2 separate regions of the Homo sapiens genome follow, and region 2 is linked to region 1. A link is an interaction called in ENCODE POLR2A ChIA-PET data of the cell type or tissue named here. Cell type or tissue: OCI-LY7. All regions are shown on one strand. Links, peaks and the distances in the headings refer to the core of each region. The heading gives the core; the rest is flanking DNA. Region 1 overlaps LY86-AS1 (LY86 antisense RNA 1). Region 2 has its middle 38 kb from the start of LY86-AS1.

Evidence for each region. Peaks named below come from ENCODE experiments on the same cell type or tissue, not always from the same donor. Only the 100,000 strongest peaks of a DNase experiment are listed, where the experiment ranks them.
Region 2: POLR2A ChIA-PET joins it to region 1 with 15 read pairs; 8 of 35 experiments call an interaction of 5 or more read pairs at or near these places.

What each region holds. Positions count from the first base shown.
Region 1 is chr6:6,566,420-6,573,130 of GRCh38, forward strand. LY86-AS1 (LY86 antisense RNA 1) reads right to left here. Exons shown (of 8, transcript NR_026970.1): 2 at 2,999-3,070. Among named protein-coding and RNA genes, the nearest start is that of LY86, 19 kb to the right of the region's middle. In OCI-LY7, for the core only: no CTCF peak of the experiment used is centred there; no DNase peak of the experiment used is centred there.
Region 2 is chr6:6,655,682-6,665,256 of GRCh38, forward strand. No RefSeq gene overlaps it. Among named protein-coding and RNA genes, the nearest start is that of LY86-AS1, 38 kb to the left of the region's middle. In OCI-LY7, for the core only: no CTCF peak of the experiment used is centred there; a DNase peak (open chromatin) is centred at 4,190.

The DNA.
Region 1 (6,711 bases), core at 2,712-6,711:
CTCACATAGTTTATAGTTGGAAAGGTCCACATATAAATACATAATGTTGATAAAGTGGGATCATGCCATAGTTGATGATATAGTTGAATATATGCTATATAATGCTAGCCATATAACTGGCCATAGTGGGAAGGAGTTTGGGATGGAAGCACACCTGGATGGCATGTATTCTAAACAGTCCTGTCCAGCAGAAGCATCTTTGATGATAGAAATGCTCAATGTCTAAGTGTACACTATGACAGCCACTAGCCACATGTGGCTATTGAGCACTAGAAATTGTTTCCTTTTAATCAACTTTAATAGCCATATATGGTGACTGGCTATCATATTGGATATATAATTCTAAAGTAATGATCCTTGCATCTTTAGTATGCATCAGAACCACCTGAAGATCTCAGTTCTGATCCAGTAGGTCTAGGATAGGGCCCAAGAATCTGCATTCTTACAAGCTCCAGGTGACTCTGACACTGCTGGTCCATGGCTCTCACTCTGGGGAGCACCATTCTGAAGGACTCCAGTCCCTCCACAGTCCATGGCAATAAGCCCAGAGCCGACTTCTTTCCTTTGCCACAGGCAGACTTACTATGAAGTGGATGACGTCGACTGGCCAGCCCTCACTCCCATGGCCCCTTTCCAGGACCTATCTGGTGGTGTGGAGTGGCTGAGGGCATTTTGAGGATGATGCTAAAGGGAGATTGGTATTGGGCATCCATTCGATTGGTCAAGAGGGGTATATGTTTGTGATCCCCAGTCACTTATGTAGCATCAATGCTGGGGGTTCTGGTGCAGGAGTTGCTTCTGGGATGGTCCTACCACCCATTCTGCTGACGCACCAACACTGACCAGACAGCTCATGCCTTAGAGTCTCTCCATAGCACCAACCCTCAGAGACCAGTGGGTGGGGTGGGGAGAAACAAGGTTTGGAATGGAATCTGTGGGGAATGTTTCCAATCAGCAGGCTTGTATCATTGCAAGTGGAAGTTTCAGTCCTTACAGGCACCTAGGCAAAATGGAAGTTCTCTCCTATTAGAAATATTGTTGGTGATTCAACTAAAACAATTATAAACAAACCATCTTCTTTTTTCCCCTTTTTGTTAAGAGAATGAATTATTTTAAAAATAATTTCAACTTTGATTTTAGATTCAGGGGCTGCACACGTGCAGGTTTGTGACATGGGTCTATTGTGTAAATAACTCCACCACCCAGGGAGCATAGCACCCATGAGGTAGTTTTTCAGCCCTGTCCCTCTCCCCCTCTCCCCACTCTAGGAGTCCCCAGTGTCTATTGCTTTCATCTTCATGTCCACGGCACCTTGTGTTTAGCTCCCACTTACAAGTAAGAACATGTGGTATTCGGTTTTCGGCTCCAACTTGAAGATTTTTTTTTAGAGATTAGTATAGGAGAAAAGTTGGAAAGCCCTTGAATCTTATAATTACTGTATAAGGGAAACTCAGTAGACATTTGCCCAAATTTGACATTAATCCTGAAAATTTACCCATAACTAATTGGGGAACTAAAAATTCATTTGTTGTAAACTATCAGCAATAATAACAAATTCAATCAACAATGCTAGAGGGAAGACTTAATTATCTTCCTAGCTTCTTTCTAGGAAAATATTACAAAACTTTCATCTGAAGAGAGGGAAGTCAAAAATGTCTAAGAGAAACAAGTACTTAGGAAAACTACATAGAAAACTAGCTGAAATGCTTTTTCGTGTATTTTTCAATGTTTGTGGTACTGGTCAGTGTTTTAAATTTAATAAATTTAATAATATTTAATAATGTTTTATTTCTTTTATCATTTTAAACATTGAATCAAAATATTCATTTGTATTTGAAATTTTATATTTTTTCCCAAGGGGGCCCATCAATTATAAACGTGCTAGGCTCCACAAAACCTGGACTCACCCCTACCCTTCTGCAAGTAATTTTGAAATGAAGCTTCTATAAGCAAAAAGGACTTAGGAAATGCTTTCTTCACTATTGCATTGCCAGTGCCTACCACAGTGCCTAATACACAGTAGGTGCTTAATAAAAACATGTTAAAGAATAAATGAACAGTAAAGCCTATGTTCCAATAGCAGTGAACAATTATCCAAGACAGGGCTACGAGCATCAGGGGAGGTCCCTGGGCGGGTCAGGGGAATACCTATCCTATTCTGTTCCTCCTCATTAACCTGTATTTATGGCCCCTCTGAAGCAATGCTAGGTTCTGAAGGTCTAAAGCTGTATATGCCAATCCCTCAAGGAGCTCTAAACCAGACAAGGGCCCAGAACTTATACAAAACAGAGTGTGACCTCTGATAAATTCCAAGCCATTCTGCTGGTGCAATGGAGGTAAGAGAAGACAGACCCTCCAGGGTGTAGTTGGGAAAAGTCCACGGAAAGTAGCTGTGAAGCAGAGGAAAGGCAAAGAAGTCAAGGAAGAACTGCATGGACAAAGGTGGAGGTGGGAGCCCCGTGACTTGCTTATAAAGGGAAGAGAAGGCAAACCTTTATCCTCCCTGTAAACAAGGAGGCCCAAGGAGCAAGGTGTGAAGACCAACTTTGGGAAAATTAACTCTGAAAGCCAATTCCAGACCAAGGACTTTGACCGCCAACCTAAAAGTAGAAAAGAACATGCACAGGGTTCTGTGCATAGAAAGACCAGTGTGTCAGGTGGGGGTCAGAGCACTTTGTCCCCGTGACCCAGAGAAGGGCTTGGAAAGAGAGACTCCAGGCAGGACAGGACCAAAGGCTATTCCATAACTCAGTCTCAAGGTTGCACAGGCCAGGGCTGGAGAGGCGGTAAGAATGCAAAGGAGGGATGGAACTGAGAAATGATGCAATAAGGGAAGCGTTGGTTTGTGTGTGCATTTGTTTTTTACATGTACTGAATGCCTACTTCGCAACAGATGCTTTTTCATAGACTGCTTCGCTGGAAGCTCAGACATCCCTGGGAAAATAGAAGTCGTCATCCTCGTGCATTTAGAAGGATCGGGGGCTGTGTGCAGACTCACCTCCCGGCACGAGATTCAAGCCAGAACTTCACAAACATTCTTTTCTGGTTCCTCTTCTTTCCACACGCCACACTGAGGATGTGAGGAATGAGACAGAGTCAAGAACAGCTTATAAGTTTGCAGGATGGAAGCTAACGTTGAGTGGAACTCGAAGAGGTCTACCAGAGAGCAGGCTGGGGAGCAAGAGGAGGAATGGCTTGTTTTAAAGGGAATCTTTTGGAGGCAACAGTTTCTATTTGAACAGCTGGAGTACTGCCTCTTTCTCCTTGTTCTCTTAGCCTGACAAGTATTTTGAGCCCTGGGACTTTGAAAGAATCACTCCCCAGCTGTCCCTGACATTTTAAAATCTGTTCCCAGTTTGAATCAAGTGGAGTCTTTAGTCTTAGATATGAAGGCTATTGCAAAAAGTTTGTAGAAAGCAGTTAATTTCCTCTCTTTTTCCTTGCTGCAGCTGACCTGGAAAAAAAAATATTCAATACAAACAGGCTTTCCTCATCTCTAAGGAGAGAAAGTCTAGCAGATATGATTCACAGCCATCAGAAATTTGATGACCTCATATCTGCACTCCTAGAAAGGGTTCGGCTCTGCCATTCACTCCAAAGGGCTAAGCCACCGGCACACCTGAGGTTAAGCCAATAAAACACAGTAATTCCTTCATGTATATGCCCTCCATTTTTGCCAACTGTCTCCAGCTTTGTCCTTGGAGAAAATTCAAACATTTAGGTATGGTCAGGGGAGATGTGCTTGTCCTGTTCAATAAAGGAGTAAATATTTATGTATGTCCACAATTTACATTTTAATAGACATGTTAATTTGTTTAAATATTTCCTGACATATCAGTTTTAACATGTTATATTAATCTGTCAAAGACAACTCACCACAGCAGAAAAACAGCTCCCTTTTGCAAAAATCAAAAAAGCTGATCACTTTCAAATTTTCTCTTGTCATGGAGTAAAAATTAAGGAAAAACAATAATGGTGATACTACACCAGCAGGCTGACTTTGAAGATCCTGCAGGTATTTTTTAAGGTTTGAGAAAATGACATTAAAAATGAAAGAAACCTTTCAGAGGCCAAAGCAGGTGGATCACAAGGTCAAGAGAGCCAGACCATCCTGGCCAACATGGTGAAACCCCATCTCTACTAAAAATACAAAAATTAGCTGGGTGTGGTGGTGCACACCTGTAGTCCCAGCTACTCGGGAGGCTGAGGCAGGAGAGTTGCTTGAACTGGGAGGCGGAGGTTGCAGTGAGCTGAGATCATGCCACTCTACTCCAGCCTGATGACAGAGCAAGACTCCGTCTCAAAAAGCAAGCAAGCAAGAGAAAGAAGAAAGGAAGGAAGGAAGGAAGGAAGGAAGGAAGGAAGGAAGGAAAGAAAGAATCTCTACCTGCTCCAACTAATTCAACACCATTTTTAAATTTTCTTCATAAATTGCACAAGTGCTGTATGGTTATTATTTTAAAAGATACAAATGTTATAGAAGTATGCTACTAGAGCACTCCTTCCCTGCATATCTCAGAATATTGGGCTGTTATGAATATTACAAGTAAAATTTTCAACATACAATGTATAGTATGTATCTCAGGGATCATATAAAGAATCTAGACTGTGTTGTATACAATCTCTCAGGGCTCTCTGCCACTATAAAATGTCCCTGGTATCCTGGGCTCGGCTCCAAGTAGTTCTGAAATGCTTGCCCACAGATACATGAAACATTTTTACCAGACTCAGACAAAACAAACAAACAATAATAATATAAACGTCAGTGTGAGGTTATGAACTGTCCTGATTGTGAAGAACACTCCTTTAGTTTAAGATTGTATCTTTCATCACCTTTTTTTGGTGTTAAACTATCCTTTCTTTTAAAACAATTATAGCAATAGTAGATGGAATTTCTTTTCTAATGGCATTTGTTACAAAATAAAAAGTTAGCAATCCTAGTTTAGCCTCATTTTTAGAAACCATTTTAACAATTTTTAAGTGTAAAATTTAGTGGCATTAAGTACCTTCACAGTGTTGGGCAACCATCTCCATCATTTCCAGAATTTTATTATCACCCCAAACAGAAACTCGGTAACCATTAAACAATAATTTCCCATTTTCCCCTCCCCCAAGTTCCTGGTAACCACCATCCTGTCTCTATGAATTTGTTTATTCTAAGTGCCTCATATAAGTAGAATCATACGATGTTTGTCCTTTTGTGTCTAGCTTGTTTCACTGAATGTAATGTTTTCAAGGTTCATCCATGTTGTAGTATATCATAATTTCACTCCTGCTTAAGGCTAAGTAATTTTTAATTGTATGTATATACCACATTTTGTTTATCCATTCATCTGTTGATAGATATTTGGCTTCTTTCTCACCTTTTGGCTACTGTGAATAATGTTATAAGCATCAGTGCACAAGTATCAGTTTAAGTCCTTGCTTTCAATTCATTTGGGTATACACCTAGCAGTGAAATGGCTGAATCATACGGTAATTCTATGTTTAACTTTTTGGGGGACCACCAAACTGTTCTCTACAATGGCTGCACCTTTTATATCTCTACCAGCATTTGAGAGAATTCACATCCACATCCTTGTCAACACTTATTTTCCAGTTTTTTAAAATTAGCCATCCTAATGGATGTAAAGTAGTATCTCATCATAGCTTTAATCTACATCTCCCTAATGACTAATGATGCAGAGCATCTTTTCATGTGTTATAGATCTTCTTTCTACCTATTCACACTTTTGCCTGTTTTTGAGTTGGATTATTTGTTTTGTTTTTGAGTTGTAAGGGTTTTTTTTTTAATATATTCTGGATATAAATCCCCTATGAGACATATGACTTGTAAATATTTTATCCCATTCTGTGAGTTGTCTCTTCACTTTGTTGATAGGGTCCTTTGATGCACAAAAGTTTTAATTTTTATGAAGTCCAATTTGTCTATTTTTTTCTTTTCTTGCCTATGCTTTTGGTATCATTTCCAAGAAATCATTGCAAATGCAATGTCATGAAGATTTCTCCCTATGTTTTCTTCTAAGTTTTTATCATTTTAGATCTTAAATTTGGGTCTTCAATCCACTTTGAGTTAATTTTTGTATATGTATAAGGTAAGGGTCCAGCTTCATTCTTTTGCATACGAGTATCCAGTTTTCCCAGCATCATTTGCTTAAAAAAAAATACAAAACAAAACAAAAACTAAAACAACTGTCTTTCCCCATTGAGTGGTCTTAGCAGCACTCCTGTTGAAATTCACCATGTATTTGAGTGTTTATTTCTGGGTTCTCTCTTCTGTTTAATTGGTCTATATGTCTATCTTTATGCCAATAACACATATTTTGATTACGGTAGCTTTGTTGTAAGTTTTGAAATCAGGCAGCGTGAGTCATTCAAATTTGTTCTTTTTCTTCAAGATTGTTTTGGATTTTGGGGGTCTCTTGAGATTTCATATAACTTTTAGGATGAGTTCTCTATTTTTGCAAAATATGTCATTAGGATTTTGATAGGGATTGCACTGAATTTGTAGATTGCTTTTGGTAGTATTAACATTTTAACAATATTAAGTCTTTCAGTCCAAGAACACAGATGTCTTTCCATTTATTTATGTCTTCTTTAATTTTCTTCTGAAAATATTATGTACTTTTCAGTGTATAAGGCTTTTGTCTCCTTGGTTAAAGTTATTCCTAAGTATTGTATTATTTTTGATGCTGTTGTAAATGAAATTGA
Region 2 (9,575 bases), core at 1,969-5,968, 89 kb after region 1:
GTAAACCACCTAGAATAGCAGGTCAAAAATGCCTGTCAAACTTTAAAACCAGCATCTGAGGTTTTCTGGGTTATGAGCAGGCAAAATTGCAGCAGCGTCCTTGCCTAGGCCCATAATGCTCGAGGGAAAAGACGTGCGTGGTCATACTAGGCTCAGGAGCAAACCTCTGAACGTACATGGGGGTGACGGTGTTACGCACAAGAATAGCAAATGATTCCTGCCCCTGGCCATTCCCTCTAGCTTGAGACATTCACCTCTCTCCCTTTTCAGTAACCATCACCACAAGTAGTAAAGTCCCTGGCTAGACTCTGTGTACGCACATGTTCTAACAGTACAAGACAGCTGTCACAGCCTTCCAAAGACACAGGTGGAACTCAGCCAGTCCCTTCCCAATCCCTTTGCCCTCTTCTTTAAATTGACTGTGTGGGTGCGTGTGCGTGAGAGAGAGAGGGAGGGAGAGAGAAAGTTTCAGATGCTATAGGTTTGTGTTAAACTGGAATTTCCATATATGGAGACTATCCTAGTCATAGCTGAATATACAAGTACACAGCCGTTTCACTAAGGACATGATTTGAGAGAAAAAAAAATGTTTCTTTGTCCCAGAATATGTCTTTTCTTAGTGTCCTGTCATGGGCCTTAAATTTCACCATTAGTTTTATTCCAGCAAGTTGAAAACATATTTCAATGTTCAGGAGTCTCCTCTTGGAATACGAACAGCCCTGCTAGGAGAAACGCTAGAGTCTGTCATTATTTAACACTCTGGCAGGATGTAGTAACTAAGATGACTTTGAAAGGGCCAGCCCAGGAAGCAGGGTTGTCAGGGGAGGTGGGTGACCCCAAGCCGAGCCCTCTCAGGCTAGCCATTGTGTGGTTACTGGCTGGGGTGGGGTCAAAGTGCCCAGACAATCTATCAAACTAAATTGACTTCTCCTGTAAAGAGAATTGCTACTGTTTCAAAAATCACTATCAACAACTCCAAAAATGTGTCCTCAATAAACTCTTCTGAAGAAAAAAAAAAAAAAAACAGCTTGGTTCAGGATGATGCAGTGCTGCCACAATTAAGGAATTATTATGAAAATCAGCCAGCTTCAGACATTGGAGTGCCCACCAGCCCTTCTTTATATTTTGAGGGCAATTTCCATCGTTACGTATAGAACGTTTTAAAAAATATTTTTGAGGAACATTCCAGTGCCCAAGGGAAGCTTTGTCAGGCTAGAGTCTAGGCAGAATGCTGATAAAGCCCCTCAGGACAGTGTGATCGCATCTCTTAGAACGTTTTGGCTATGAGGAACAGAGAACTCAATTGAATCTGGCTTATGCATAGGGGACTAGGTTGTCTCCCATGACTACTGAGTCCCAGGGTGGTTTAGGTGTCAGCCAGCGTTTGCTGCTGAGGTTCATTCATCATCGGCTCTTCACCTCCATTTCTCCACAGTTCTTCCACCTCGGGTCTCCTGGAATATTGCCTTTACCCTCAGACAGTCTGTCCCACAATAGCAAATCATTTCAGTAGCTGGAGACCTCACATCCACACTGTCCACAGTACAGAAGGCAAAAGAGACCTTTATCCCAAAACCCTGTTACTCATTCTGATTAGAATGGCTTGGGTCACATGACCTCTCCTTGTAACCACAGCAGACCAATCTGGCTCAACTCTTATATGATAAAGTTGTGAGTTGTTTTTCGGTTGCCGTGGACTCCAGGTTGAAGGTTATGTAACCCGAGCATGCCCAGATGAACCAAGTATGCGACCACAGGGGGACCTCAGTGCAAGACTGAGGAGTGGGAACTTAATTAAGAAGTGAACACGGCATGTCAGGATCCAGGATCCAATCATATCAGTTTCCAGCATCACCCCATGACGGGATCCAATCAGATCATGCCTCCCAGCATCACCTCATTGCAAGATCCAATCAGATCATGCCTCCCAGCATCACCTCATTGCAAGATCCAATCAGATCATGCCTCCCAGCATCACCTCATTGCAAGATCCAATCAGATTATGCCTCCCAGCATCACCTCATTGCAAAATCCAATCAGATCATGCCTCATGACCCCATGCTTATAAAACCTGTCCTAAACTCCAACTTGCAGAGACAGGTTGGAGTGTTTCCTCCTGTCTCCTTGCTGGTAGACTTGCAGTAAACCTTTTCTTTTCTTAAAAGCCAGTGCAGTGGGATTGGCCACAATGCACATTAGGCAGTGAGCCCATTGCTGGCTCAGTAACATCCTGACCAATCACTTTGACCCTACCCTGATTGGCTTAGCCTATGTCACATGCCCCACCCCTAGACCTGGATCAGAGTTATTCCCACTGGAACCACACATATCCTTAAGTGGAAACTGGGGAAGTTGCCAAGGGGTAAAGGGAGAGGAAGGGCATGTTTCAAACTAGGCCAAAGGACATGTCCAGATCATGTCTCGAATTAGGCCAGTTTTAAGTTCTAATTCTCTCCTAGCTGTTCACTGGGCAAGTGACTTTTATTGTCTAAGCCCCAGTTTCCTCATCTGTAGGTGCTGACCATAATAATAGTACCTATCTTGTAGAGACAGTGTGAGAATTAATGAGAAAATGCATGTAAAATGCTGAGAATAGGGCCTGGCACGTCACTCAATAAAAATAAGTCATTATTATGTTAAGGTGGGTGTTCACTTGCAGTGCTAAAGCCTCTTTTCCTAATTTACCTCTCCCATCCTCCTACATCATCAGAGCAAACAATCCTAGAAGCCCAGCCCTCACCCATAAGCCCACATTCCCTTCTGGGTCCTGAGATGGTCCCTTGGCATCTTGATTTCTTCTAAGTGTAGCTAGTTTTATTAGACCTGGCATGGGGGCATGTTCCCTGGGCCATGAACTCTGAAAAGAATTTAAGGAAAACATTTGGATACACCTTTCTGGCCCCCAAACAGAAACAATATAACCAGGCCAAAAGGGCCTATGAAAGAAAATGTGGGCCAGGTGTGGTGGTTCACTCCTGTAATCCCAGCACTTTGGGAGGCCGAGGTGGGCGGATCACTTGAGGTCAGGAGTTCGAGACCAGCCTGGCCAACGTGGTAAAACCCCGTCTCTACTAAAAATACAAAAATCAGCCTGGCGTGGTGGCACATGCCTGTAATCCCAGCTACTCAGGGGGCTGAGGCAGGGGAATCACTTGAACCCGGGAGGCAGGCAGAGGTTGCAGTGAGCGGAGATCATGCCATTGCACTCCAGCCTGGGTGACAGAGCAAGACTCTGTCTCAAAAAAAAAAAAAAAAAAGAAAATACGTGTATTTTTTTAATTAAACTTGTTTCCTGCACACAAAGACACACACCCAATGCCTGCATAACTAAATGTGACATCTGCAAATGTAACAATTACGTCTGCCTTCAGGAAAGATAATCCAAAATAGCTAGCACGAGAACAGAAAGGGCCACATCCTGATGACAACCCAGACTCGTTAGAATGGCGGAGTTTATTATCTCAACAGTTCAACTGCAGGTTTGAATTGGCCGTATTTTTCTCAATCAGCAAAACAAGTTAGTCTACCTAATTTTCCAATCATTTTATCAGGCAAGCAGGGGTCCTATAGGGCTTATAAAAGAGTTATTTTCATCTAGTTTGTAAATGTCTTCAGTTACTTAGTGTGGAACGGAAGCCTTCAGCTGCATTCAAATGCTCTGGCCTGAAATATTCTTCTCCCCTTGCGCCCAGCTTTCTTTTCACATGTGACACAAAACCACCTCCTTTCCTCCAGTGGTTTGGTCTCCTCACTTCTGTGGAAAAGGGTATGTATCAATGTTCCTTTAGCCAAAAACAATGATACCTTCTGCCAGCTGGTATTTTTCTGGATTTCCCTGAAACCCACCCAAGGGTGGAAAAACAGAAAATATCCCTGCCACCGAAGACTTTATCATATCATTTCTTTCCTTTTCTTCACTCAGAAGTGGTAGAAGAAAATTCAAGAAAGAGCCAGAGAACATCATTGACATAATCAAGGGGATGCAATAAGGTTTCCACATAAACTACAAAGATTAATATATGTGAGTGCAGAAAGATAACATCTGAGAAGGCAGAACAACCACCATGATAATAATAATTGTGTAAAAGCTAACAACGATTTGTGCAGGCTCTCTGCGCCAGCATTGTGCTCGGCCTGCATCTCAATACTTCATCTCCAGAACAGCCTGTGGGTGCGTAACACAATGGTCCACGTGATAGAAGAGGAAGTCTGGGTTTAGAGAAATTGAGGAACTGGCCTAAGGTTCCCCAGGCTTGTGAGCTCCATCAGTGAGCCAGGATTCAATTCTGTCTCACTCCAAATCCAGGCTCTTTCTACCTAATGTTGCTTGGCTGTTTGGAAAGACACCATATAATAAAGAAACACTTCATGGTTTTAGTTGCAGGCTTGCAGAATGTGTTAACTCAAGCAGCAAATGAGCTAAAAACAAAGGTAGGCTAATGACAGTTACATTAACTCAATGATGACAGCACAGAACAAAAAGGGATCATGAATACTAGTCAGTTTCATGATTTGTTCATGCTCTTCCACAAAAGCTTTTGGTCACTCACTGTCAAACCCACCTGGGTGAATGTGCCATAAGCATAATCTGGCTTTTTCACTGTTTTCTTCTTTCCCTTCGTAAATCTTTAGTCAGCACCTACGGTTTGCTGAGCATTGTATTAAGCACAATACATCAAATATAAAAAATAAATAATATATAGTATAATCCCAATTCAAACTCAGCTTATCTTTTAGGAAAAGGGAAGAAGAAGAGTACCAAAAATCTCCTGTGATGGAGAAACCATGGTAAGCAGCACAAGACAAGAACAAAGCACTGTGGGGGGCTTTGAGGCGGGGAGGACACGTGGCTTGGCTTCACGGTAGAAGGAGGGAACATGCTGGCCCTTGAAGGTTGGCTGGGACACTGGAGGTCCTGGTGCCTACATGTTGTGGACAAGCTCCTGGGGGCGGAGGCAGAGTGGGAGGAATGGCCTGGGGTCCCAGCTCTCTCCCTAGCCCCTTGGTTTTGTGGCAGAGCCTCCTGCAGAGAGAAGCAACAGCTAGGAGCTAACTTTATAAGGGATTTGGAGAAATACCAGGGCACCTGCAGCATTTCATGGGGTCCCGGTGGCAAGGTGGCATAAGGGCAGGAGGGTAGGGCACAGCATAGCTTGTTCCATGAACCTGAGGGGACCCAGAACACAGAGGACGGAAGGCCAGCAAGGCATAGACCCAGGCCCCTTGCCACCCCGGTGCACACCAGAGCAGAGAGACTCTGTCTTCATGTACCTGAAGCGGCTTGGACAGCAGCCCCAGGAAGAGGGAGCTAAAGGGTGAAACGGGAAAGAACTGTTCTTGAGCTGACATGAGGCTTCCAGAAATAAGCAGGGTAGGGAGTGAGGAGAAACTGAAGATTCTGTAACATGCATGTAGGGTTGTAAGTCAGTGATTTTTAATTATGTTATTATTGCTGAAATGTCTTCATATGAACCCACAGACTGTTGACACAGAAGAAATTCCTATTTCCCTGGTGAACAGGTTTTCCCTCCCTTGAAGCCACCCCAGAATGGGGATCCCATTTCCTTACCAAGCACCCCACCCCAGCTCCTTCTGTTCCCCCCACTGCCGTCTGGAAGGCCACGCGCACTATTGTAACACCTGCACTATTCCTATACTGTTGTTTTCCCCTCTGCTCTCAGACAGACAGGCTGCATTGCTCGCGATCCTCCAGACAACAGACAGGCTGCATTGCTCGCGATCCTCCAGACGATAAGTGTAAGAACCTGTTGTCTGTTCATATTCTGGACTGGAGCACACCCCCGAACCCCCACAGTACATCCATTGACCTCATTCCCAAAGCAAACTGGGGAGGGGGGGAGACTAAAGGAGAAGAAGCTGGAAGCTCAAAGTAATGTACAAAGTATTCAGTGTTTAAATATACGACAAAATAGAATTTGTAGAGGATTGTCCTAGCAACCCAGACGAAACATATAACTAACATTTATTAGCCAGTTACTTAGAGCTTTATTGCATCCCTAACTTTCTGGCTCCATAAAAACCACATATGGTCTTGACTTCAGGTGCATAAGCTGAAAGCCATAGAGTACGAGTGCAGGCTAGCAAGTTAACTGGGTGGTGGTAATTTAGCTAATGCCGTGGGAGTACACATGAGGGTTGCCAGAGAACCAGGCTCTAATTGTGTAACAGGGACTCGTTGGCAGACTTCCAACTGGTAGAATGGCCTTTGTTTCAAAAGAAACAAATGCTGCCTCATGCAGCCAGACCCAAAGACCATGCTTGGAATTACCTCTTGCACAGATGGCACCTTGTATGAATTAGAAAAAGGTGCCCTTTCTGGGTGGAACCTGAGTCAGTGGCAGATGACTGAGTAAGCAGATGGTATGTTTGTGCAAAACAAAGAGGTATCCCAAGACACGCAGCCTGGGCAAGGGAGCATATGCTGGATTTCAGTCCCCACTCTCCCCTTGGTCAGGGGTCCTTGTGCAGTCCACAAGCTACACAACTTTACCCAGCAGCAAGGGCTTTGGAATCTTTTCTTGCCATGTGGCACATGTTGATGAAAGAGGGCTAAGTATTCTGCCTTAAGAAGACATCAGTCTTTCCTGTGGATAGATGTTCCCTGATCTCATCAGGACCCCACCCTACTCAACCTCGACTTGTCACTACCAACCATCCCCCAGCCTTAATCAGGAAACATCTCAGCTAAAAGCGATTCTGGAGGCAGAACTGCTAAGTGAAACAAACACATTGGCTTCCCTTCTAATCTTGCTTATTCCTGTCATTTTTTATATATACTTGGAACTGTCCTTGTTCAATTATAACAACAAAAAGTCATTAACGCCCTTGCACCATAACAGGCGTGTTCTTTTCCAAATAAAACGACTACTCCATCATTTTGGGATATCACTCCCTCGAAGCAGCTGTGCTTCTCTGATGCCCACGCTAATTTAAGGGCCCCTCTTTGAAGCCCCTGAAGCACCCTGGCCTTGCCTTGCCCATGGCAAGACACCAACCACACTCCACTATCATTGCTTGTTGATGTGTCTGTGTCCCTAACTAGGACATGAGCCACCTGAGAGCAGAAACGGGATCTGTTCACCTCTGAACCTCTGAACAAATCCCCAGCACTTGGTTTAAAATATTAGTTGAATGAATGGCCTAAGGAAGAACAAGAACATTGGATTGTGTGCTGTATTAATTTCCCAGAGCTGCTGCAATAAAGTACCACAAAAGGTGTAGCTTTAAACAACAGAAATGTATTGTCTCATCGCTCTGGAGGCCAGAAGTCTGACATCAAGGTGCTGGGTGAGCCATGCTCCCTCTGAAGCTGCGAGGGAAGGGCCTGCTCCTGCCTCTCTCCTGCTTCTGGGAGCCCCGGGCACTCCTTGGTTTGTGGATGCATTTCTCCAATCCTTCACTTCTCATCGCCTTCTTGCTGTGTGTCTTTGCTTTATCTTCCTTATGTGCCTGTCGGTTTCGGTGTCCAAATTTCCCCTTTTAGCAAGGACATCAGTCACACTGGATTTGGACCCACCCTCATGGCTTCATTTTAATTTAATGACCCCTTAAAGACCCTATTTCCAAATACAGTCACATTCTAAGGCACTAGGACTTAAGACATCAACATACCTTTTGGAGGGGCACACAACTCAAGCCGTAACATTCTGGCCAAGATTGGGTAATTTTACTAAATCTTCATGGCAGTCCCACAAAGTCGGTACTATAATCTTCATTATTTGTAATATTAGGAAGCTGAAACTCAACAAAAGATTACAGGGTATTCATTGGTGAAGCCGGGTTTAGTACCCATGTAGGTGACTTCAACACTAGACAACCAGACCATCGTGGTGGAGACCAGCTGGGGCTTGAGTACAGATGGACCTCAGTTCAAGTCCTTCCTCTGCCACCTACAGACCATGAGACATCTGTTTCCTCGTCTGTTAAACAGAAATGATGACAAGACAATGGCCATATCATGTGCAGCACAGAGATTGACAAACATTGGCTCATATCATATCATTATATGGCTCTAACTAGGTCTTCCCAAGGAGTGGCCCTGGAGACAGTAGCGGAATTCAGTTAGAAATGAGGCCGCAGCCTCCAGCTTATCTCTGTGGAGGGTGAGACGTACAGAGCCCACCTGTCCTTTTGTGCATGTGGGGGCCATCTCTTTCCTTTCCCGCCCTCCCTCCTCCAGCGCTCTGTGCTCAGATATCATATTGTCAGAAGAGCAGGAATGGCAGGAGCAGCTGCCCAGCCCAGACCCCTCCCTGCTGCCGTAGCATTCCACACACTCTCTATACCTGCCCCTTTCTCTTCTTAGTCCCTATTGTCACTGTTTCATAACCACAAGTAACAATGGGGTGACCTTCATGCAACCACAAATTACAGAAAACCTTTAGAAGTCCTTTCAGTCAAAGGATACCTTAAGTAGGAGAACTGACCACCGAGACCTCTAAAATTCCCAAGAAAGAAAAACCCATACTTTCTTCGGTGGTATCTTTAGTAATAGCAATCGTACAGTCCTAAAATTGCATGTAACCCACGTCCTTATGCCTTTTTCTTTTCTTTCTTTTCCTGCTTTTCTTAAAGTGGTATAAACCTGAGGGCATGTTGCCGTGAAAACCAGAGAGGGGCTGAGTCTCAGCTCCATCATGTCCTGGCTGTGTGACCTTAGGCAAAGCTACTTAATTTTTTTATGTGTCAGCTTCCTCATCTGTAAAATGGGCTAGTAATTTCTGCCTCCCAGATTGTTGTGTGGAATATGTAACGTGCCAAGCTTGGTAAGGACTCAGTGGATATTATTCCCTCTTCCTTCCCTGAAGTCATTTTTAACTGCATGCATTAAAACAAGCACATATTTACATACAACATTAGAACAACTGTAAATATAGTCAAGAAGAAAATGTGGACTCTAAATTCACGGATGCAACTTGTATCTTAAAAAAATAGATCAGCTTGGGAAGATGAAAAAGTTCTGGAGATAGTGGTGATGGTTACACAATGTGAACGTGCCTAATGCCAGAGAACACTAAGAAATGCTTAAAAAGGGTAAATTTATGTTCTACATATTTTACCAAAATGTAAAGTACTGAAAATTGAAATATTTAAATTAAAATTGCTTTAACTGAAGAAAAAAAAAACAGTTCATTCTGAGCTTATTTTCCTTACTGGGCAAGGAAAAGAAAATGGATCCATGAATAATTAATACTTGAAGCCCTTCCCTATAATTTAATATTTTTTACAAAGCATTCACTATTGTATAAGCCTATTCAAATTTCTTTGATCCTGAAATGTTGACAGACATTGACACTATAATAAAAACTTATTCAAAAGCATTCTTTACATTTTCTCAAAATGCTTTTTTGTTTGTTTGTTTGTTTGTTTGTTTTTGAGAGGAGTCTCGCTAAGCCGCCCAGGCTGGAGGGCAGTGGCGCAATCTCAGCTCACTGCAACCACCATCTCCTGTGTTCAAGCAATTCTCCTGTCTCAGCCTCCCAAGTAGCTGGGATCACAGGCACCCACCATCATGCCCAGCTAATTTTTGCATTTTAGTGGAGACGGGGTTTCAC